Regions from separate parts of the Homo sapiens genome. Here region 1 is linked to region 2. The links are chromatin loops, found by intact Hi-C in ENCODE. Cell type or tissue: K562. All regions are shown on one strand. Each heading gives the region's core, and the rest is flanking DNA. Links, peaks and the distances in the headings are about the cores only. Region 1 overlaps LOC105377061 (a long non-coding RNA gene). Region 2 has its middle 17 kb from the start of CLEC3B.

Region 1 (12,114 bases), core at 1,790-9,789, 290 kb before region 2:
GCAGGTTCCCTCTTCTTCAAACTGATGCTGACACAGCAAGAGGCCATTACATTAAGGGTTCCATCTTGACCAAATTTGCTTGGCCCCATTATAAAACATAGGTAAAATGTTTCCCTCTCACAAGCACTAAGGAGCATAAAGCTTCCCTTTTTCTTGCTTTTTTTTTTCTTAAATAGCAATAGCCACCAAAATGATACTTTGCATTGAAAATAGAAGGAAGTTGGGAGTGCAAGAGTGTCTGGAGGAGGGTACCAGGAATGAAAGATACATTTGCAAATGTAGTAAGAGGTGACTGGGTGTGATGCACGACTGCTGTTTGCTTGCTGGCTGGCATCCATCCCTCTTTCTCCACTATTGGGAGCTGATAGTGGTGGTGAACTGGCCTGTTTCTCCCGACCCTATCCACCTCTCCACCCCAGATACTGAGCCCTGCACCTTCATGCCTTAATTACTTTGAAATACTTCTTTACAATCACACACCCGATGACTCCCTTCATCATGCTGAATTCTAAATTGCGTTTGAAGTAGCTTCTCCAATGTTAGCCCTCTGATTAGCTTCTTTCTGAGCTCCAAAATGAGGGTAATCAGAGTGGAGGAAAGATTTTACTGCATGTGCTAGGAGGGCGGAGAGGGCAGGGGAGCTCTCCATCACAATTTTCTAATAAGACTTTAAGAGCTTTTAAAAAGTAGGCTCATATCACCCCGCAGGCCTGTGGTCACTCTTCCCCTCATCCCTTCGGGAACACCAGTTCTCAGGATCATCCTCTGCATCTGACTGCACTGCCTTTAGCATTTCCTTCAGCCCTGGTCTCTCCTCTTCTGAGATTACACTTTGTTCCTGAGATTAGGAAAGTGATTATAGCCCTGTTGTCAAGTCACATCCAGCCAGCCCCTACAATCTAGATCAGCTTGACTCAACTCCCCCACTGCACAGCCTGTGGAAGCCCAAAGGCCCCTTCCAAGTTTTCTGAGGATTTCCAAGTGGGGTCTGGCTTTTCCATGGTCATGTCTTCCCAGACATGGGAAGATTTCTAGGGAAGCTAATGAAGCTTCAACTCAAGGCACTTACTTGTGGGAGGTCCCCAGCAAAGTGTTCATGTAGTTGTGTTGTTTTGTCCAATTTGCAATATTTTAATATTCTTTTCCCTTAAGAGGATCTCACCAGACTGAGCTTCAGATTCCACGAAATTTGGACCTGCCCCTGCATCTAGCCCCCATCTCTGTGCCAAAGGGCATTCACCCAGGCACGAGGCTCAGCACTTTGTTTTTGACCAAAAGACCTCCAAGTATTACTGAGTATAGTGTCTTCTCTAAAATGTGTGTGCACATGAGCATGCATATTGGGAGAGTGATGGTGATGGCATGTGAAGAAGGGTTTATGACTTACAATTGGCTGCCAGACGTCCTCATTCTTAGAAATTCCTTTTGGCCCCCAGTGTGGGTCATTTCTGTGACCTTCACCCCAGGGACCCACCCTCTCAGTAACCCTCCAGCTTCTCTCCACTTCTCTGTGCCTTTGCCTCCTTTCTCTTTCCTTCTTCCTCTCAGGAGCACAACAACTTCCTTTTACTCTCTCATTAACCATTACCTTTGGGTTCTTACCCTGTAACCTCCCCTCTCTGCCTTTAAGAAGTTTATCATTGTATTTCCCCAGGCTGGCTTCTCTACGAGGGTTTTGGGTACCTGCTGTTGAGAGAGTAGATACTTTCTACATCACTACCTGGCTTTCACAGAAAGTACTGGGCTTTTCTTTCTAGGGTTTGGGTGAGCAGACCCCGAAACCTGGAGATAACACAGTAATAGAGGTGCCAGAGAAACCTCAGGAAGCAGAGATGCCTGGGAAAAGGTGGGTGGGCTGGGAGCTTTGGTACAAAGTGCGTGTGTTGAGATGCTGGTCCCAGATCCCTCTTTTCCATCCTTTGGAAAGCCCCACGACTTACAGCCAGCTGAATAACACTGAGGAGAAGGGACCATTCCCTTCCTTGTGCCCAACTGGATTCCAACAGCTGTTCCTGGTGGCTCCCATAATACTGTCATATGTTTTTGTTTGTGTGTCTGTTTCTGCCTCCACAATTCTAAGTCCTCGGTGCCAAGACCATACGTTATTCATTTCTGTTCCTCCCCATTTAGCACAGGGCCTGGAGTGCAGACCTCTCTCGAGAAGTTAGATTGTTAAACTGTGATCTGCATTTGGCAGAGCTGGATGGATATAGTGAATCTGGAGCTTTGTGACCAACCTTTGTCCTGCGGCACTAATAGAAAGGACTGAGGGGAAAATGCCGTCAACTTTGCCTGGGTGTTGGGGGGGAAAGCAGATTGCAGGGTGCTTTTCAAATGCAGAACACCTCCAAAACGCCAACGCAGAGTGAGCGTTCCCTATCAGAAAAGCCGCCTACACAGCTCAGGAGAATAAAAGATTTCCAGGCTGACTTGATTTTTGTTAAACATTGATCTTTGACTTTATAATCGGTTGCAAATTCTGCTCAAATTAGAAGGCCAGCTGGTCTTCCGTGGAAACCTAGATTTTAGATGGGGAAAAAGAGGAATTAGAACGCATTAATTTTTAAGAAATAATATTTAAATTAAGAAGGAATATTTAATTACAGTTTACAATGAATTCCTTTTGGTTTTAAAACATCCTAATTATTTAGAATTTACAAGGACTTGAAGACCTATCTACACCATCCCAATTATCAAGGTGCATTTTTCCTGTGAAAACGGTTACATAGTAGTCTCAGTTGCTATTCTAATATATATACTTTTCCTGGAAAATAATGTAGATTTCCATTATATCAAAATGATATAGGCCATTTTGGAAAATACTGACTCCTGTATGTTAATACTAGAGCTGGAAATGACTTCATGGGCCTTACAGTCTATCCCTCTGCCTTCTGGAAGATCTCAGTATCTGAAGCCATGACTGTTGAATTCTGTTTTAGAAAGCCCTCCTGAATCTGACTTTCACAGTATCTGGGTTTTAGTACCCGATCATTATTCCTACCAGGATGTTCTTTCCAGAAAACTGATTTTCTCCAGCTGCAACTTAAGCATGGATCTGTCGAAAGTGGTAATGAATAACCAATGTGTGTGTTTGTTTGTTTTTTTTTTTTAGGAGGAGGAGTCTCACTCTGTCTCCCAGGCTGGAGTGCAGTGTCGCGATCTCGACTCACTGCAACCTCCGCCTCCCAGGTTCAAGCTATTCTCCTGCCTCAGCTTCCCGAGTAGCTGGGACTACAGGCGCTCACCACCATGCCCGGCTAATTTTTTGTATTTTTAGTAGAGATGGGGTTTCACTGTGTTAGCCAGGATGGTCTCCATCTCCTGACCTCATGATCCGCCTGCCTCGGCCTCCCAAAGTGCTGGGATTACAGGTGTGAACCACTGTGCCCGGCCCCAATGTGGTTTTTAAGTCCACTTTCCTCCCAGGGTTAAGGCAGCTGTAGGTATGCTATTTTCCCTTGGCCTCTCCCCTCATCCATTCTCTGCCCTGCCTTGTGCACCAGGAGGCTGGTCCCAAGGACTGCATCACCAGGGGTCCCCGCACCTTCTAGATTCTGGTTGAGTCAGCCAGTGGGAAGCACTGGCAGAGACCTGTGTCGGGGAGGAGAGAGAAGCCAGAGAGGCCTTCTCTGTTTGGCCCCTTCTCTAGCCATGGTGGTGGCCCTATGACCGCAGCACCCATGGAGTGGCCCCTCCTCACAGCCCCAGCTCTCTCAAGGCTCTGAGAATAACTCTTTCTCCTCCTCCAGTCTTCAGGTCCAGAGGTGACAACAGCCCCGCACTGTGGCTAGCCTCTGGATTTCCTTCACCTGCTCACCCTCTGTGAACAGTCCCATCATTGAAGTCTCTTGAACCATAGGGCTGGCTTCTGCTTCTGGCCAGAACTCCACCTCATAAGCTGGGTGATAAGGTGTCGAAAGCCAATTACCTTTTTGTGGAGCAGGGGAGCCCCTTCAGGTATCATGTTTGTCCCATTTCCTCCCTGAATTACCTCAGAGGGTCTGGGTTTCCCCATTGGTCCCAAGGCCAGTGGAAACTTGTGTGTTGTGGACAAATCATGCTGTGCCCACCATGAAGAAGGTTCTGGAATGGGAGCTGGGAGCTGTGGGCGCTAATAGGTAGACCCTACTCCACAGTCCTGTGCCAGAGGGACGTGGACACAGGGTGGATAGTGCTGATGTCGTGGTCATTCTGTGGGTGGAGAAGGACCTCTGCAGTATGGGGAGAAGCCCCAGTCATCGGGCTCCAGGCAGAGACAGCCTCTGACCACAGCCGCCAAGACCTGCCTTTGGTATGCTCAGTCCTTTCTTGCGGCTCCCTGTGCAGATCCCTTTTCAGACCACAGCCCGGGTCCTCCCCTCCTGCCCTGCACAGCTCTCCCTGGATTCTCTTAAAACTTAGGACAGTGATATAAAATGTCTCAGAGTGGCCAGTGACACAGCCCTGAGAAACACCACTGGGAAAACCCCATGCTGACCCCTACACAACCTCTTCTTACCTGCAATGTGTGACAAGCCCCTTTACTCTCTGGGCCACAGTTTCCCCATCTATAAAGAGACACCCTGCCCATTTGCCCCACCAGGGGTTATCAGTGACTCTAATAATGTGTGCAGGGGTACTTTGAACATTGTTTTGGCATCACGTGGTCTTCTCTTTCTGACATCCCACATCCAAATCATCAGGAAATGCAGTAACTAAAGCATTTAAAGCACTAGACCAACAACAGCCTCCAAACTGGCTTTCCTGCTGCCACTTTGTCCCTGCTCCTGAGTCTGTGCTCTACCCACAGCTAGAGTCTTTCTTTAAGACATAAGTTAAAAACATGAGTGAAGATCCTGCAAAGGCTTCCCAGCTGATGTGGGCAAAAGCCAAAGTCATTTAAAGTCATCTACAAGGCCCCGACGATCTGCCAGAGAGTCCAGCCTTCCGATCTGCCAGAGAGTCCAGCCTTGGGCTCCAGGCCCTCCCTGGGCCATGCCCTGGGCCGCCTGCCTTCTAGTATGCCTGGCTTGCCAAGCACACACCCACCTCAGGGCCTTTGCTCCTGCTCCTACCTGTGCCTGGAGCCCCATGATCAGCTTCCTCAGCTCCTTCAGATCTCTGCTCAAACATCACTTTTGCAGCAAGGCCTTCCCTCACCTGTTAGCATCCTCATTCCAGGTACTCCCCATTCCCATGACTCGAGTTAGTTTTCTCCTTGACTCTCCCCTACCTAACACATGCTAACTGCTGCTCACCTGCCTGCTTGGTTCTGGCTCCCTACACAGAACAGTGGTTCATTGCTGGATCTGCAAAGCAGTGCCTGGCATGTTGTAGATGCTTGGCAAATATGTGCTGAATGAACGCATGGGATTAGATTTTATTCCCTTTGCTTTGACTTAGGTCTCTGTATGAAGGCAGGGCCTTCTCTATCTCAGTGAAGCCGTGTGTCATGTGAAATAAACCTGTGTGATGTGGGTAAGAGTCCACAGCTTTCGCCTGAGCTCATAATGAAAGGGGGCTGGTGGCGATGAGAGTACATGGGAAAATGCAATTTTTAAATGGGCATATAAAAATTAGGCTTGGAAATGCACAATCTCATATTTAAAAAAGAAGCTAGGACTGAAATATGTCTAGTGCTAATTTTATTCTACAAACATTGTTCTAAAAATGTAATGCCTTTATAATTTTCTATCTCCCGTGACAATACAATAGCTTTGATGCAATGGTTCCTTACAAAGAAGAAGTGGTGAGGATGAAATTGCAAGTGGGAGAGGGAGAGGGGCTGCAGGAGGGGAGGGGCTCTTCTGGAGAGGCTCCTACACCTCAAACAGGTGTGCCAAGAGCTGAGCAGAGACGAAAGCCTGTCTAACAGGGAGTTTTAACAGGGAAGAATTTGGGCTGGGACTTGGGGATGGGGGATGGGGGTGCATACCTGATAGGAAGGATGTCATAAGCAAAGGTGAGGAGGTAGAACTGGAGCGGGATGTAAATGACTTCATTAGAACAGAGAGCTGGAATGGGGCTGAGAATGCTGGCCAAGACCAATAAGAACGAGCTTCACTGCTGGGTCAGGAGTCCTGCCTGCAGCCTTCATCCAGTGCATGTTGATGGAGCACGGGATGCATGGCAGGTGCTAATCTCAGATCTGCAGTTATGGCCCTAAGCCAGGCAAAGCTCCCACCTGGAGCTCTTCTTGGAGAGATTGGTGGGCTTTGAGAGGGGACTGGAACACACAGCACCTGGACTCTGGGACCAGTGAAGACAGAACCCATCCACTACCTCTGATATCACCACTTCCCAGGGCCCCAGAATCTCTGCCTGAACAAAATGGCTCCAAGTGAAGCCCAAAGGATTTGAAGTTTTGGTTCATTTCCAGGCTGAAGGGAGCTGCATGTGTCACAGATGGACACAGTCACACACCATGTTGGAGTGAGGGGTTTGGGATCTGGCTCTGCCCCTCAGTAGCCATACAGCCTCGAGTGTGGCCCCTGCTTCTCCAAGGTTCATTTCCTTTTCTGTACAAGAGTGGCCCTAGGACCTACCTTCTGATGTATGGACTCAGTGAGCCTGTTCCTAAAACTCTGGGCACAGTGCCTGCCAAGAGGAAATGCCTGGGGTCTGTGGTCATGACTCTTCTGAGCAGGGAAATATCACCAGTAGATGGTCCCAGACACTGACACTTCTCTGACAACAGGGGGCACAGCCCAGTCAACAACCTGGAGGGGACGGGTTCCATGTTCAAGACATACATTAATGAAGAAGACTCACTTTTTTGTGGGCAAAAGCACAGCTATTGACACCTTTTCTTGGCCTGCTGCTTCAGTTGTTGAAAGTGTTTCCACATCTCCCACTTCCTTCCATCTGCACAGCTCTCCAGTGCGGTAAGTAGGATTCATGGTAGTCCCTGTAGGATAGAAGAAGGAGGGAGGCACCGGAGTGGCACCACAGCCCATCCCAGGTAACACTCAGCTGTGGTGCTGATGACGAGTGGCCCTGGCCAAGGCTGGCAGTGTGGCCAGAGCTCAGCCTTCCCAGAGCCCTTCCTACATGAGAGCCGACCATGGCTGGAAATGTCATCTCTCCTCCTTGTCCTGAGGCTGGAGTTAGGCCCCGACTCCCACCTGGGGGTTGTCCTCCCCTCTGTAAAGTGCTTCCTGTGGAGGTGCAGAAGGCACAGAAGCTGTTCTCTCGAGCTGGTTGCCTCCTGCTGTCTGGGTACCATGGCAACAGATAGGCTTCTCAGTACTTCTCAGGTACTTCCACTGCCTGATCCCAAGCAACACCACTGCCCAGGTTGACCCCACCAGGATTCACAGCTATTCTGAGCCAGCACCTTTTTTAGGCATTGAAAGCTGGGCTGTGGCAGACTTCCAGGTCACCCTAACATCAGGTCACCACTATCAGTTGCCTCCAGGGTGTCTGCCCCTTGGAGGTCTTTCTGTGAATTCCCTGGCTATGCCAGGAAGTTGGTGTCTGGCTCCTTACCACGTTTGAGAATTCTTGTTGATAGGATTCTTGATGATAAGTCCCTGTTAAAGTTGCAGCCACAGTACCTTTCACATAGTAGGTGCTCAGAAAAGGACCCCACAGCATACCTTGGTGCCAGACCTACATAGGCTGTGACAGGAAGAACCAACGACTTTTCAGGTCAATAGCTCACGGGAAGCGGGGGTGGGGGGAGCTAGCCCTGGAAACCTGATCACAGCATGATGGGCGCCAAGAGCATGAGTGTGCAGCCAGACTGCCATGGATTGAATCCTAACTCCATTATGTAATTAGCTAAGGACCTTGGGCAAGTTGTTTAACACCTCTGTACCTCAGTTTCCTTACCTGTAAAAATGGAAGAGATAAAAGTATCTTTCCTGGCCGGGCATGGTAGCTCACGCCTGTAATCCCAGCACTTTGGGAGGCCGAGGTGGGAGGATCACTTGAGGTCACGGGTTTGAGACCAGCCTGGCCAACATGGTGAAACCTCGTCTCTACTAAAAATACAAAAATTAGCCAGATGTAGTGGCATGTGCCTGTACTCCCAGCTACTTGGGACACTGAGTCAGGAGAATCACTTGAACCTGGGATTTGGAGGTTGCAGTGGGCAGAGATTGCACCACTGCACTCCAGCCTGGGCAACAAAGTGAGACTTTGTCTCAAAAATAAATAAATAAATAAATTTATCTTTCCCTTTAGTACTTGGAAGGATTGAATGAAGTAATTCCAGCAGACCATGGAAAATTGGTCCTGGTACATCACTAATGCTCCATATGTATTCACTGGCAGTATTTATCATAATTTGGGTATGCTAAAATAAAAAGAAGGTCAGAAAACAGAATATTTTGTGGAAACCATTACTATATATATGCACTGAAAATACATGGAAATAGGTGCTCAAAAATTCCAATAAGGGTTATCTGTGGCTGGTGGGATTATGGATGACTTTCAGTTTCTTTTATATATATATTTTTAATTCCCAACTTTTCTGCAGTGAACTTATATAAAATGACTTTTGAAATGAGATATTTTTAAAGCTTCTTTCAGAAAACCACCTGAGACCTCTAATGCCTCCTCATCCTGAATATCGTTTTGGGTTCTAAGGAGATATTCCTGCTGTTTCCAATTGCCTGGGAACAAAAGGAAACCCGCTGAGACATTTTAGCTCGAGCAGTGGAGGCTATGTTTCTGCAGTATTTTGCCTGTACACCCAACTAGAAAATGAGACATCTTGTGTTTTGAGTGAATCTCTTCCATTAATCATGGGGATACTCCAGGTCTATCCGGCAGAGTGATTGGTATAATTACAGCCTCCATCTTCAAGGATAATGTTGGCAGTCAAGTGCAGTGGGCGTGAAGTAAGCGGAGTCTTCCCAGAGCTTGTAGAGATGTGATTGCTTTCCTGAGTCACAGAAGCAAAGGGCAAGACGGGCTGGGTGGTCCATAGATTTCAGGTGTAGACAGAAGTGTGGCCATAGCTATTGAGAGGACTTCCCAAGGATTCTCCAATATGTAAATACACATGGTGTTGGCTGGAATATTAGGAAAGGATTTTAATAGCCCAGGAATTTCCTTAAGGACAGATTACCCAAGTCTGGCAAGTGAGTTCTCCAGCCAGGCTCTGTATCTCTTTTGCAAGTTAAAGCAGTTTGTACCCATCAAAAGGCTATGACTACTTCAGAGGTTCACTAAAAAATACACAAATTTTAGAGCCCAAGAGGTGGATGGAAAACATGACAAATAAAACATGCCAGTGCCCTGCCACCAGGCCATCTGTCCTCTCTGTTCTCTACTCTGCTAGTAGCTGTGGCTCCCTGGGGGTCTTTGGGCAATGCCAAGAAGATAGAAGCTGACCTGGCTCTGGGAATCCTAGAAAACAACCTCCTCCTCCCTCCTGGTGTCCACCAGTGCTAACGGAATATGTCTCAAGCTCAGCTCAAAGAAGAAAATTGTCACAAAGATTCACACAAGGTATGCCCATGTCTATAAATAATAACAAAACAACAAATCCTTTCCAATTCAGCCCTCTTCCATCACCATAACAACCCCCTTCTAATAAAGAAGAAGGATCAAGACAGGCAGAATGAGGAGCCTGGATGTTTCTCATCGGGGGTTTTCTTAACCCTCCAATCTTTTTGTGGTTTTGGCATCTTGAGACGTACAACATGCGTCAGTGAGCTCTGTGACCACCACCAGGTGGATCCTGCTGCCAACAATAACTCTTAAATCCCTGCTTGTCCTCCCCTACCTGTGCACCCAACCTCAGAATATGACAAGCACCACAGCTACATTAATCACAGGAAGCAAACAGAGGAAAGATGAAGGCTTGGAATGAAATCTATCCTATGTATCCTAATTTCAGGAGGAAGTGTACAAAGCCCTACAAAACGGAGAGAATGCAGGAACTGCAGGCAGTCAGTGTCTTTAGTTCTGGGACAATAAAATGAGGAATTAGCTATCCTAAGGTGAGAACCACAGGCGGAGTTCACAGTGAGGCATATGGCAGTGTCTTGGGCCATTGCTGGTCAGCGGGTGTGGCAGTTAGGAGGGAGAACTGGAGCAAGGAGGGTGCGGGCTGATGAGTGGGCCCCTCTCTCAGTGCCTCCAGCCAGCACCAGCCTTCGCTTCTGCCTCACATATCTCGCAGAACTTCAATGTTGGCCACATCAAACCCCACACTATACAAGGAACAGGATTTGGGACAGTGTTTTTCCCAGAGTAAACACTGACAACATAACAATCCAGCACAGCTTGCAAACTAAATTGGGGTGAGGCACATTTAGGATGTCTGCTCTGCAAGAGACACAGTCTGTCAGCCGGCCAGAAGGATGCTTAACCTGGAGATGAGAGAGGAGGATGCAGGGCCAGGCAGGTTTGAAGTCCTCCTCCCCACAGCTGCCTTTCTATTCTAGCTTGCCCTCGTTTCCTATGAGAGTCTTCTCCGCTTTTAAGTCTACCTGGTATTTAGCAGCGTGAGTTTGTGTCAGTCAGGGTTCAGTACAGGAAATAGAGCAGAAAAGGATTTAACACAGGGAACTGTGCTTACAAATGTTGTTGGAAGGGGTGGGAAAGTGAAGTCTGGAGGCACCACTGGCCTGTGGACTTCAAGATCCAGCCTCACAGCCGAGGTCTACAGGCAGGAGGTCACCACCACGAAGCTGTGATGGCAGTACCCATGCCCAAAGGGGCTTAACTGCCAGCCCTCTCTGCACCACGTCTCCCTTCCTGTATTAGTTTTCTGTGGCTGCCAAAACAAAGAACCACACACTGGATGGCTTAAACAACAGAAATTTATTCTCTCACAGTTCTGGGGGCCAGAAGTCTGAAATCAAGGTTTCCACAGGGACATGCTCTGTCTGAGACTCTGGGTAGAATCCTTCCTTGCATCTTCCCAGCCTCTGGTGGTGGCCAGCAATCCTTGGCACTCCTTCCGCCTGCATCTCTCCACGCTCTGCCTCTGCGTCACATGGAGTTCTTCTCCCTGTGTGTCTGTCTCCACATGGCATTTTCCTCCTATAAGAATACCAGTCAGCCAGGTGCGGTGGCTCACGCCTGTAATCCCGGCATTTTGGGAGGCCGAGGCAGACAGATCACTTAAGGTCAGGAATTCAAGACCAGCGCGGGCAACATGGGGAAACACCATCTCTACTAAAACTACAAAACTTAGCCAAGTGTGGTGGCATGCACCTGTAGTTCCAGTTACTCGGGAGGCTGAGGCAAGAGAATCACTTGAACCTGGGAGGCGGAGGCTCCAGTGAGCTGCAATTGCGCCACTGCACTCCAGCCTGGGTGACAGAGCAAGACTCTATCTCCAAAAAAAACAAAAAAACAAAAAAAAACAAAAAACCAGTCATATTAGATTGGGGTCCTCTCTAATGACACCTTCTTAAATGTTCTTAAATTGATTACGTCTATAAAGACCCTATTTCCAAATAAGGGGAATTCACATTTACAGGTATTTGACCTTAGAACTTCAACAGATCTTTATGAGGAAAACAATTTAACCCATAACTCTAACCTAGCATTGAAGCATCTCATTGGCAGAACCTCATTCACATCCAGATCCCCAGCCAAGCAGTCTGGGAAACACAGTACTAGCTTTCGGACTCTCCAAATAGAGTGAGGTTGAATAGAAAGAGGAGAGCCTGACTGTGTGTCCAGCCCAGGAGGCCACTGTACAAGCACCACCGTGTTCTGACTGAACAGACGATGTAATTGTGCTACACAGAATGAGAGATGGTTCAGGGGAGTGGTTAGCTGCACGGGCTCTGATGTCTGAATGTTAGCCCTTCCCCTGCTGGCTGTGAGGCCTTGGACTAGTTACTTCTCCTCTGTAACCCTCAGCTTCCCCACCTGTAAACGTGAATAATAATCACAGCCATTTCTCAGGTTTTAAGTGAGGGTTAAATGAGACAATGGACTCAAAGTCCCAGGGGCCAGGCATAGGGTAAGCAGTCTACAGATGGTAACGTCTATTAAATTACCAAACTTACTAGGTTTATTCTGTGTCCCACCATGGTAGAGAATTGGATGAACCAGAAGCAGAGACGCACTGTATAGAAGAGTCCACAGAATATTTAGAACCTTATGTAAAAATCAGAAACTCCAAGAATGCCAGCCAAGAATTTTCTGAGGTAAGAATTTTCT
Region 2 (12,114 bases), core at 3,282-11,281:
GGGAAGGCAATTATGGAGTGCCTGTTCCTTAATACAGATAATTCTCTTAGGAATGCAATCCTTTCCTAAGAGAACACATCTAAGGGAAGCAAAGCTAAGGTAATTGTACATGCCGATTTTCTGGTACATCTCTGATTTTAATAGTATAATTATTCCATTACCTTGTTATAGCTTGTATAATTTTATTATACATATTATATTTTGCATAATTTTGTTTTAGTGAAGGGAATTCATTACTTGTCTGTTCTCTGAGAAGCAGACAGGATGGGATTAGAAGTGTAAGAGATGTTTTGGGGGCAACACCTGTGAAGGATCCAGGGTTCAAGGGAGCAGGAATAGGCAGGGAGAGCCCTCCACAACACAGGTCCCACACCTGTGTAAAAGAGAGAGCAGGAAAGGCTAGGTGGAAGAACCTCAGACTGCAGTACAGTTCTGAGAACATCTTGGCCAGATTGCTGGGGAGTTCCCAAGCTAAAATTCTCCATGAGAGGAGTCACCCTCGTTGGGTAGGAATGGATCAGCACAAACGCTCCTACGTACTCAGTCACTGCCCAGAGGCAGCCGGGGTAAGTCTGGTCTAGTGTCCTTAGGGGTGGCAGCCAAGGCTGTCAGTCCACTCTGCTCCTTGCAGCAGGTTCTGTTAAAGGGATCTGAGTGGTGCCCTCCATGGCCATATTGGCTTCAGCTGCCACTACCACTTTTTTTGAGTCTTTGAATCCATTTAAGTTCTCCTAGAAGCGGAGGCCAAGAAGGAATTAAACATACAAGAGATTGATTAAGGGAAATACCTGTGAAGGATAAAGGCGGAAGAGAGCAGAAAAAAACCCCTATACAAATGTGCCTTAAACTGTATACTGCTGGTGAGTAAATACATTCGTACAAGAGTCTTTGTTTTTGTTTTTTAAAAAAAGCTTTTGTTGTGCATTCTGAATTTTGCTTTGGGAAATATGGTTTCTTTATGTCATGTTAAGTAACAGAATTGCAATTAGAAGCATCAAAAATAAATAAATTCTACTTCAACTACTACATTTTCATGGCACCTTTCTGTGAGGAAATTTGCAGCTACCCTCTACCTCAGTGGTTCTCAGCTTCTCAACTGGGGGTAATTTTTCCCCCCAGGGGACATTTGGACTGGTCTGCAGACATTTTTGGCTATCACAGCTGAAGCAGGGTATTGCTGGCGTCTAGCGGGCAGGGGTCAGGGATGCTGGAAAACATCCTACAATGCCCAGGACAGCCCCCACAACAAAGAATTATCCAGCCCCAAATGCCAATAGTGGCGAGGTTTTGAAACACTGCCCGGCTGATCCTCTTAGTCCTCTTGCAAGGAAACCAGCAGCACAGGTGACTTAAATGGGCACTGAGGGGCATTCTAGATAGGCTTAGTGGGGAGACTTCTGAGACTGGGAGCTCTCATATGGAAAGGATTATCCCTGAACCAGCCCCAGAGCAACAGGGCAACATACAGCCATCTCCTAATGGTAGACCATTCATGGAAATCAAGCATTCTGCAGAATAGCACCCTCTGTCCTATTTAAATGGTAAACTCTGGCTTAATGAATGCCCCAAGTCCCCAGTAGATTTCCAAATATGTAACTAAAACACTCACACACGCACGCACACACACACACACACACACAAATCCCTTATGTAAGTTACAGAAACTATCATGTCAGAAAGTAAAATGCCGTAAAACTCGATTCCAAGCACTACACTTCCTATACAGCAACATCTGAAAGAGGTGTACCCACACCTGCCCTGCCATTCTAACCATTGTCTTTGGGATGTAATCTGAAACTTTCCCAGCCTATCTTGATTAAAATCCACTGAGTCTTGTGGACTGTCAATAGAAATTTTTCTTAAAAACACTGGATGAAAAACATTGAGAGATACATTTTGTGGGGTTTGAGTATTAAAAATCCAGAAGCAACACAGCTTGCCAGGACAAAAGAAAAAAAAGCCAGAGGTATATTTGACATGGAAAATGTTCACTGGAAACATGTGAAGCATATGCTTGTATTTTAGAGCCCCAAAACACTTTTGGGGGGCCAGGAAGAAAGATTTTGTTGACATTTTTTTCCTCCTCATTGACCTCTAACTCTGTGTGTTGTCCTAGTCAAGCTGGTAAGCAGCTCCAAGGGGATGCTGGATCACTGGAGATGTTAGGAGCCCTACATTGAGAGCATGGAAACCTGGATTCCACCTCTGCTTACTTTGTCTTTATCAGTGGTACTCAGAGATGCAGATAGCTTTGTCCTCAACTGCAGGACATGGACATAAACACGAAGGTACGGCCAGGCGCGGTGGCTCACTCCTGTAATCCCAGCCCTTTGGGAGGCAGGCGGATCACCTGAGGTCAGCAGTTCAAAACCAGCCTGGACAACATAGTGAAACACTATCTCTACTAAAAATACAAAAATTAGCCAGGCGTGGTGGCCCGTGCCTGTAATCTCAGCTACTTAGGAGGCTGAGGCAGGAGAACTGCTTGAAGCCAGGAGGTGGAGGTTGCAGTGAGCCAAGATTGCACCATTGCACTCCAGCCTGGGTGACAGAGTGAGACTCTGTCTGAAAAAAAAAAGAAAGAAAGAAAGAAAGTACAATGTTAAGTGTATGTAAGCCCCCAGTTGGGCTCCATCCACCTCCACCCAGCTCTGTGCCCTGGGAGTCTGACCAGACTGCATTGCCCGGACCCACGGCTAGCTGGCTTCCAGCTGGCTTCCCCCAGTGGAAAGCACCTGCAAGAGTTAAGAGGTTGTACAGAGGCAGGTGCTGGGCTCTTTCCTCCCAGTCTCCTCTGTGTGCTTTGCTGCATTTTCTGTCTATGGCTATGTCCTCCACCGAGAGATCGCTTATTGCGTGGACCGGCTATGGCTCCAGCAGCATTATTTCCTCCTGTGGCCTTCTGCCTGACAGGGTACTTCCCGCTGTGGCCAGCCTCTGAATGCCTTAATATCCCTTGTCGTTTTGCTGAATAGTACCCAGAGCTGTGTAAGTATGGGAAGCACTCACTTTGCACAGTAGTCTAGGACTGTAAAATGGCCATGTAAGCTGAAACCATGCAAAACAATCTTAATAATCGATGGGGAAGAGGACGATTGTCCTCTGACCTTTCAAAAATGTTTGTCAAAACATTAAACTTTCTTACTGTCAGTAAGAGAAAAAGTCGCAAAAATTGATATTAAATACACTAATTGAAAACATTAGAAACATTGGAAATTAAAGTGTTTTCTTTGTGAAAATCTTACCGAGAACCGTTTGGACAGTGCTTGCCACTTCCTTCCCATTATATATAGATTTCGATTCAGTGGGTATCTTTTCTATTCCCGGAAAATTGTCATCCTCCTTCTCAAGCTTGGATTAGTTCTTACATTTTATCTTTCTTGCTTTCAATGTCACAAAATATCTCTAAGAATTCCTTTTCGTGGTTTTTTGCTGGCATCATTTCCTCCAGGACATCTTTATCCTTTTTGCCACAGGCACTGTTGTCATTTATGTAGATAAGCTCACGGTCACTACGTTCCTCTGGTTGCATATCCAGAACTTCAAACAGCAGCAGCATCCACCTTCCCACAGTCAGCTTTTTCTTTTCTAACTCCATTTATATTCTACACAAACCTCACTTCCATCATTCTCACTTTGCATTTCTTTGCTGCATTTTTATCTTTATTAGTCAGTTCCCTCTTTCAATTATCCATTTTTGTAAACTGTCACATGAATTTCTCACCAGAAGACAAAGTGCAACACAACTACACACTGTGCTGCCAGTGGATGAGCTGAATAACAGGCACATGGTGCCCAGTCACCAATACACTTTGAAAGAAGCAATGTGGTGGGTCACTGATCATGCAGCATATCTGTTAGTGATGTGTGGCCTGAAGAGTTAGCAGTGAAATTATACTTTAGCAAGGGGCCAGGTGCAGTGGCTCACACTTGTAATCCCAGCACTTTGGGAGGCCGAGGGGGGGACATCACTTGAGGTCAGGAGTTTGAGACCAGCCTGGCCAACATGGTGAAACCCCATCTCTACTAAAAATACAAAAATTAGCCAGGTATGGTGGCATGTGCCTGTAGTCCCAGCTATTCAGGAGGCTGGGGCTGGAGAATCACTTGAACCCAGGAGGCAGAGTTTGCAGTGAGCCGAGATCATGCCACTGCACTCCAGCCTGGATGACAGAGCAAGACTCCATCTCAATAAATAAAAAATAAAATAAAATAAAATTATACTTTACCAGTATAACAATGTAGCTGAAATTTGAACTATCTGGTTGGGGGACTGTGTTATTTAACTAAAACATGATCATTGATATTTAAGCATATCAGAACTGTATAAATTGAGGACTGCCTGTAATCCTTTCAGTCTTTTTTTTTTTTTTTGAGACAGAATCACACTCTGTTGCCCAGGCTGGAGTGCAGTGGTGCGATCTCGGCTCACTGCAACCTCTGTCTCCTGAGTCCCAGTGATTCTCCTGCCTCAGCCTCCCAAGTAGCTGGGATTACAGGTACGTGCCACCATGCCCAGCTAATTTTTGTATTTTTAGTAAAGATGGGGTTTCAGCATGTTGGCCAGGCTTGTCACAAACTCCTGACCTCAGGTGATCTGCCCACCTTGTCCTCCCAAAGTGCTGGGATTACAGGCTTAAGCCACCAGGCCCGGCCTCATTACAGTCTTTTGAACTGAGTTGGAATCTGTTTCCTACTGGGACATGACTGGTAAAAGGGTGCAACTAACTCTCCAAGGGAGTGGGAGAATAAAAAAGCTGTGCAAAGTTTAGTCAAGCTCTGCCACAGAGTCACAGAGCCAGCAATCAATGATCCTACCATGCAGGAATAGGCAGGTAGGAAGCTACTTAGGGGCATAGCACTCTCCTAGGTTCATGCTCTTTAAGAAGAGGCCTCTTGAGAGGGCTAATTCCAAAGCAAAGGCTGAGAAAGCCATGCTTAGGAACTAGGAATTTGTTGAAAAGGAACTAGGATTTAACCCAGCCGCACAATTGAAAACATTCTTCCTCTACTGAAAGACTCATAGGAGCAAGCTTTTGGGAACCAGACGGATGAGTCATCATTTAGTCTTCAAGATCTTTTAATTCTCCTGCCCCCTAGTTTCCAGTTCCCTCCAACATTCAGGCTTTGGGTCTGCAATGGCTCCATGACACAAACTTCTAGTTGCTTCCCATTTGCCCTTTCCTTAAAGAGTTTAATTTAATTTGGGTGTCAAGGTAACTACTTAAAAGATTGCACTTCTCAGCCTTCCTTACAGCTACACACTGGAAAAAGTTCTGGCCTATGCGATAGATATAAGGAAAAGAGAACACTCCTTAAAGGAAGCTGACTGGAGGCCAGGCACGGTGGCTCATGCCTGTAATCCCAGCAGTTTGGGAGGCCGAGCCGGGCAGATCACCTAAGGTCGGGAGTTCAAGACTAGCCTGACCAACATGGAGAAAACCCGCCTCTACTAAAAATACAAAATTAGCCAGGCATGGTGGCGCATGCCTGTAATCCCAGCTACTAAGGAGGCTGAGGCAGGAGAATCGCTTGAACCTGGGAGGCAGAGGTTGTGGTGAGCTGAGATCACGCCATTGCACTCCAGCCTGGGCAATAAGAGTGAAACTCCATCTCAAGAAAAAAAAAAAAAAAAAGGAAGCTGACTCGACCTTTCTTACCCATTCTTCCTTTCTGAAGTGGGGATAATAATGGCTGGAGCTCCAGCAGCCATCATGGACCCTGAGGTGACCTCAAAGATGGAAGCTCCATGCTAGGATGGTAGAGTGGAAAAATAGAAGGAACTTTGATCTCCAATGACCATGAAGTGGCCAGACCAGCACTGGACTACCTGGCTCAAGTTTTCTGTCTTGTTTAAGTCTCTGTTTTTATTTTTTTAATATATTTTATTTTATTATTCTTCTTTTTAAAGATGAGAGTCTTGCTATATTGCTTAGGCTGGTCTCAAACTCCTGGGCTCAAGCAATCATCCTGTTTCAGCCTCCTGAGTAGCTGGGATTACAGGAGTGGGCCATCATACCTGGCTAAGTCCCGGTTATTCTGGATTTTAAACCAAATCTAATCCTAGCTGATAAGCATGCCTACTTCCTACTGAAATTAACTGATTACACTAAGTTCTTCAACTCCAACCTCTGCTTCTTGTTAAAATCAATTTAAAACGACCAATCTGATTGTCACCAAACCTGGTTAGTGTGCATGGTACCATTGCTCAATAGCTAGAGTGGTAGGAATTTCTTGAGGAAGACTCAAGAAATGGGAAGAGATATTCTAGGGCTGATGAGTTTTTTTCCAAAAGCCTAACCTAGGAGGCAGCTGGCTTCACATAAGTCTGGTTCCCAACCACTACATCTTGGAATCACCTGGGGAGCTTTAAACACTACCAGTGCCTGATTCTGCTCCCCAGAGATTCTGATTTAACCAGTCTAGAGTGTAGCCAGGGTATTGGGTTTTCTAGAAAGTACTTCAGGTGATTTTACTGTCTGGCATGGCCTGAGAACCACTGACCTAACTTTCAATTTGGCCAGATCCTTATTAGTTCAGAGCCAACTGCATTGCCAGACTATCTTCCCTAGAGAATTGTCTTTCTTGTATAATAAGGAACTAGGTCACAGCTGAGCTCACTGTGGTTTTTTCCTACCCAGGTAAAGTCATGCTTTTTGTTATCTCTTATGTAGGGGAGTTTCGTTTCCAAAGCTTTTTCATCGGTACCATTGTTCCACAATCTTCATAATTGTGTGCCAAGCAGCAGGGCAGAGCCTTTACACAGGTGTAGTCCACAACAGCAGCGTGAGGGAGGGAATAAGCCCACCTGCCAGATGGGAAAACAGCCTCAGAAAGAGTGATCCTAAGCCTGGGTCACTGTGGTTCCCAGTGGATGATCTGTTCTTCACCTCCCCGTGCACATCTCTCATCATAGAAAGCTAGCCTGGCTCGTGGAAGCAGAGTATCTGGTAGCTAAACAGATGTGGACTCCAGGCCCTTCTCTGCTGCCTTCACTAATGGCCTTGGAGAGAATCATTCATAGGTGATTTGAAGTGATACAGTAACCACAGATAAACCAGCCATGGCTGACTTGAGAGGCTAAGAAACTTGTCTTCAGCTTTCATGTCTGTGAACTTGGCTCTGCTGCTCCTCCCATTTCAAATCATGCAGATGAAGAAACCACAGTTCAAACAGTGTGACTTCTCCAAGGCCACAAGACTAGAAGGTGGCAGAGCTGGAATCTAAATCTAGAGTTTCTTTCTGACCTAGTGTCACTGCCACTGACAACCTGGTTTAAGAAAACCCTAGAGGTTAGAGGAAGCCCTAGTTTCCTAATTTGCCTTTGGCCTAGCTGTGTGGCTTGCCTGTCCTCATCCAAAAAGCATTTTCCTACCTTATTGTCCAATTTTCTCAACAGTGCAAACCAGGAGAGCTACTCTCAAAAGCAGCTCCATCCATTTGTCTTTGAGCTCTTAAAAATGCCGAGTGTCCTGTCAGGTGGTAAACAACAACTCAAGAGCAGGCTCCAGGCAGAGTGCTTGGTGCATAGTAGGCACTCAATACTTACCAGGTGTTGACTTGGAGAAATGGTTTGCAAAAAGCTACTTCCTACTAAAAAAGTGAGACTCCTGGGCTCATTCTCTAGCAAGGTGTGTGACCATGGCTGGTCATTTAGCCTCCCTGTACCTCAGTTTCTTCTTCTAAAGATTGCATTGGGCCAGACACTGTGGTTCATGCCTGTAATCCCAGCATTTTAGGAGGCCGAGGTGGATGGATCACCTGAGGTCAGGAGTTCAAGACAACATGGTGAAACCCTGTCTCTACTAAAAATACAAAAATTAGCCAAGCATGGTGGAGCACGCCTGTAATCCCCACTACTAGGGAGGCTGAGGCAGGAGAATCACTTGAAGCCAGGAGACAGAGGTTGAATTGAGCCGAGATCACATCACTGCACTCCAGCCTGGGCGACAGAGTGAGACTCGGTCTCAAAAAAAATAAAAATAAAAAAATAAAGATTGCATTGATGTTTCTCCCCTGGCTGTGTTCTCACATTGCATGAAACAACAGTGCCTTCTAGTGGAGAAAAAGGTTAGTTGTTTTGTGGGTTGTGCCATGATTTTCAGCTTGAAAGATTCATAAACCATGCTCATAGATGAGTCACCCATGAAAAGCAGGTGAGCTAGAGCTTACCATTAGGCCTCAGAATAGCCCTAAAAAATCTGAGTGGAAAATGTGTTTTTACAGGAGGCTGTACCACCAATCACAAATACACATCAATACACATCACTATCAACTCTCCTTTACACATCTTTCACAATCACATCAAGAAAATCTTAAAACTTTCTTCAAGATCCAGGAAGGACTTGATTTATATAGCAGATGGCATGTGGGCTTTGGAACGCAACAGACCTGTGCTGAAATTCCAGGCCCATCACTAAATGTTCTCACAAAAGTTATCTTTATACCTCATTTTCCTCAATTATGAAATAAGTTTAGTAATACCTCCCTGCTAGGTTTATGAATATTAAATGTTGCCCAGCTCATGGCGAGGGGCTTTGGGGTCAGTGCAAACATTGTTAGTTTTGTTTTTATTAATATCTCCTTTTTATCTGTGCAAAGCCAAAATCAAAGGAAAAAGTGTCACCTGGGGGTCTAAGGCATTAGGGCCACATCAGCAGAGCAGTGTTTTCGGATGAGGCAAAGATGTGCATGTTTGCGCATGGAAGAGAAGATTGCTTTCCATGGGCCAGCTCCAACCGAGGCCTGAACCAGCCTTTCTCTCCCATACAACTAGTGCTTATGCAGCAAAGGTCATGGTTTATGGTGGGTGGGAGAGACCTGGGGGAGTTACGGAAACAGTAAGACTGTTATTTGCAATGGTTCAAGCAGGAGACTTGAGCCCCACAGCAATGGAATTGGAGGAGAGGGAACAGATCAGAGAGTTCTTTGGGAAGCAAAAATCATAGAGTCCTGGTAATTACTTGGATCTCAAGTGTCTCAAGACAGACACTAAGTCACCTTTGATGCCCCACAGGTTTGGCGTTTGGGTAACTGGGCAGGTGAGGATCTTCACAGAGATGGTAAACTCAGGAAGAGGAGCAGATTTGAGTGGAAAGACCCTGAGTTCCCTTTTGGACATGTTGACATAGGTGCCTAAGGGCTTCTAGGTGGTGGTGTCTACCAGGCATCTGAACGTGTACACATTTGGGATTCAAGAGATAGCAATGGCCAATAGTCACTGCAGAAAATGAGACAGTCAGTGAAGGGGATGAGCCTTGATGGGCAGAGGAAACAGCCACCATTTCCATTCTACAAAATAGCTTTCTTATCTGGAAAGGATTCTACAAAAACTTTCCTGAGAACAGTGGGTAGAATCTTGAACTCAGGAGTCTTAGAGATCATCTAATCCAAACTTCATTTTGCGGATGAAGAAACTGGGGGCCAAGATGCCCCACAGGCCTTCTCCAGGGTCCCACAGCCAGAACTGCCAGGACCAGCCTCAGGTCTCCCATGCACCCCTTTCTTCACACGGAGGGTCTCCATCTGTACTGCCTCCTTCCAGCTCTTCCTCCCCTTGGCCGGGATGGGCTGGGGTGAGGAAGGGTGAAGGAATGACCAGAAGGGAAAGGAGGAACAGGAACAGGCACAGCAGAGGTGGTGGAGTGAGGAGAAGAGAGCAAGACTCAGCCAGGTCTGTGCACATGGCTCCCACACACTAGTGAAGGCCAAGAGCTGACAGAAGGATCCTTCCCAGAAACCACCTCCTCCTGCTTGGCCATCCTCACAGATGCCGAGGGCAGCACTGTTCTCCAAGAAAGGGCTTAGGCCAGTGCCCCTGCAACTTAGTTTTCTAGCATTCCCCTAACACAATTACCATTAGCACAATTGATCAAATCAGAACAGGTCTATGACATATTTTTATAAACACAATTAAACACTACTCTTAATCAGATGAATAGAGTTCTTAAAAATTGGCTCACATATCTAGCAGAATACAGCAGGATTCAGCATCAATAAGATTCCTATTTTTCACTTTTAGAGTTGTTAATGTTGAGAAACTTTGTTCAGATAAGTAAGTTGGTGAGACTGAAAGGAGTTTTGTTATAGCAGTGTCACTTAGTCCTTGAGCTTCTAAGGTAAAGGTCAAAAGTGTTCTGTCAGGAGGGAGAGAATTAGGACAAATACCTAAGGCATGCGGGGCTTAAAACCTAGATGATGGGTTGATAGGTGCAGCAAACCACCGTGGCACATGTATACCCATGCAACAGACCTACACATTCTGCACATGTAACCCAGAACTTAAAGTAAAATAAAATAAATTGTTAAAAAGAAAAAGTGTTCTGTCATTGGAAATTACTTCGTATGGTCTATCAGCTGAGAACTTGATTAAGCTCATCTTGGAGGTTAAAGGCAAAGGATTAGAAACCACTAAGTTTGCAAAACGATTTTTCACATGGCCTTTTACTTAACACCTAAACCAAGATTTCAATTCGTCTTCTGTTTGGCATCCCCAAGGATTTTTACACACCAGGCCACACCCCATGGTAAGAGCAGGAAGGGTGAAGAGCTGGCCTTTCTTTTGTAAAATGGAAAAGGGAGATTGCAAAACAGGAGGTGGGAAAGAAAGCCTGTTCCCCAGGCCTGCACCAAGGTAGCTCAATTCTAGTAAGGAGTAATACAAAAGAAAAGAGTAATAGAAACTGAGTCACTTAAAACGATCATTGTTTGTATAACCCCTGGGAAATTCTCCAAAGTGTGTACCTCTGAGGCAGGGCAGGGACTAGTGAGATGAGTGAGGCATTCACCTGGGGCACAAAATTTAAGGGGATACCAAAACTCAGTAAGCAAGAGAAATAATACTTGAATGCAAATTTTTTTAAAAATCAGAATTAATGTTCAAAAAATGGTGAACAAAATGTCAGAATTTTAAGTAAAGACAAGATTGAAGGACAGGTATACTCAATTCGAAGTATGCAGATCTCAGCAGCCCAGATGTAAGCACATGGGTGGTAGATGAAAGATGGGTGATGATACTCTTGCCCATACTGCCACCTGCTGCTGGAAGTGGAAAATGCCGACTGTCTTCCCAAAGAGTGTCACAGCAGTCGACCAGGTTCCACACTCACACGCAGAGGCATGAGTGCCCTCTTGTGGGCAGCCACCCAGTTCAGGAACTTTAAAAAAACCCTGTTCAGCCGTGCCTGGTGGCTCATGCCTGTAATCCCGGCACTTTGGGAGGCCGCGGCCGGCGTATCACAAGATCAGGAGATAGAGACCATCCTGGCTAACACGGTGAAACCCCGTCTCTACTAAAAATACAAAAAATTAGCAGGGCGTGGTGGCAGGCGCCTGTAGTCCCAGCTACTCGGGAGGCTGAGGCAGGAGAATGGCGTGAACCCAGCAGGCGGAGCTTGCAGTGAGCCGAGATCGTGCCACTGCACTCCAGCCTGGGCGAGAGAGGGAGACTCCGTCTCAAAAAACAAACAAACAAAAAAAACAAAAAAAAAAGCAGAACAAAACAAAACAAAACAAAACCCTGTTCACCTATATCCCGCTAGGAAGCTGAGTGAGGGATGAAAAGAATCCAAGACTCGGAGTTACAAGATGTAGATTTCAGTCTAAGCTTTGCCTCTCGCTTGCTGAGGGGTCTGGAACATACCACATCACTCTTCTGAAGCAGTTTCTGGGCTTATGCCAATGGATCTCATCACCTCCTCCAACAATCGTTGAAATTGTTGAATTTCAAGAGGTCCTTTCTGTGATGATGAGGAACAGGCTGCCTGGCATGAAGTACGTACATAATTCTCTGTAAGCTGCCTCCCCCAACCACCCCATCTCAATCGATCAAATCAAACTATCATCCACTTATTATTACTGAAGGCGAGACACACTAGAAGACAACCAGAGAGAAAAAGTTACTGCAGAAGCCCAGACAGTGGAGCACTGGCGGTGGCTGAAGGATAAGGAAGACTCCCCCAGGAGGGGTCACTAGAGCCAGGCCCACGATGGCTGGGTGGGCCAGGTCAGGCCAAGAGCTGGCCAACAGCCTCTGAGGACCACTGGGCCACTTCTCTGATGTTTTATTTCAGTGACGTTCTGGCCACACGAAGCAAGCATTGCAGTGGTGGTGGA

Evidence for each region. Hi-C counts contacts between places; a loop is a spot of excess contacts. Peaks named below come from ENCODE experiments on the same cell type or tissue, not always from the same donor. Only the 100,000 strongest peaks of a DNase experiment are listed, where the experiment ranks them.
Region 1: a loop joins it to region 2, with 6 times the contacts of the local background. A loop is called at or near these places in 9 of 110 quality-filtered maps.

The regions. Positions count from the first base shown.
Region 1 is chr3:45,328,272-45,340,385 of GRCh38, reverse strand. LOC105377061 (a long non-coding RNA gene) reads right to left here. Exons shown (of 4, transcript XR_001740679.1): 3 at 6,751-6,886; 4 at 2,412-2,518. It overlaps LOC105377062 (a long non-coding RNA gene), which reads left to right. Exons shown (of 3, transcript XR_940798.2): 3 at 11,990-12,114. Among named protein-coding and RNA genes, the nearest start is that of LARS2, 54 kb to the left of the region's middle. In K562, for the core only: CTCF peaks have their summits at 6,677 (motif pointing right) and 9,647; DNase peaks (open chromatin) are centred at 6,685 and 7,367; H3K27me3 peaks cover 5,405 bases.
Region 2 is chr3:45,036,845-45,048,958 of GRCh38, reverse strand. No RefSeq gene overlaps it. Among named protein-coding and RNA genes, the nearest start is that of CLEC3B, 17 kb to the right of the region's middle. RefSeq lists silencers at 8,098-8,217, 10,925-10,974. In K562, for the core only: CTCF peaks have their summits at 5,111, 8,055 (motif pointing left) and 11,075 (motif pointing left); DNase peaks (open chromatin) are centred at 5,058, 8,068 and 11,068.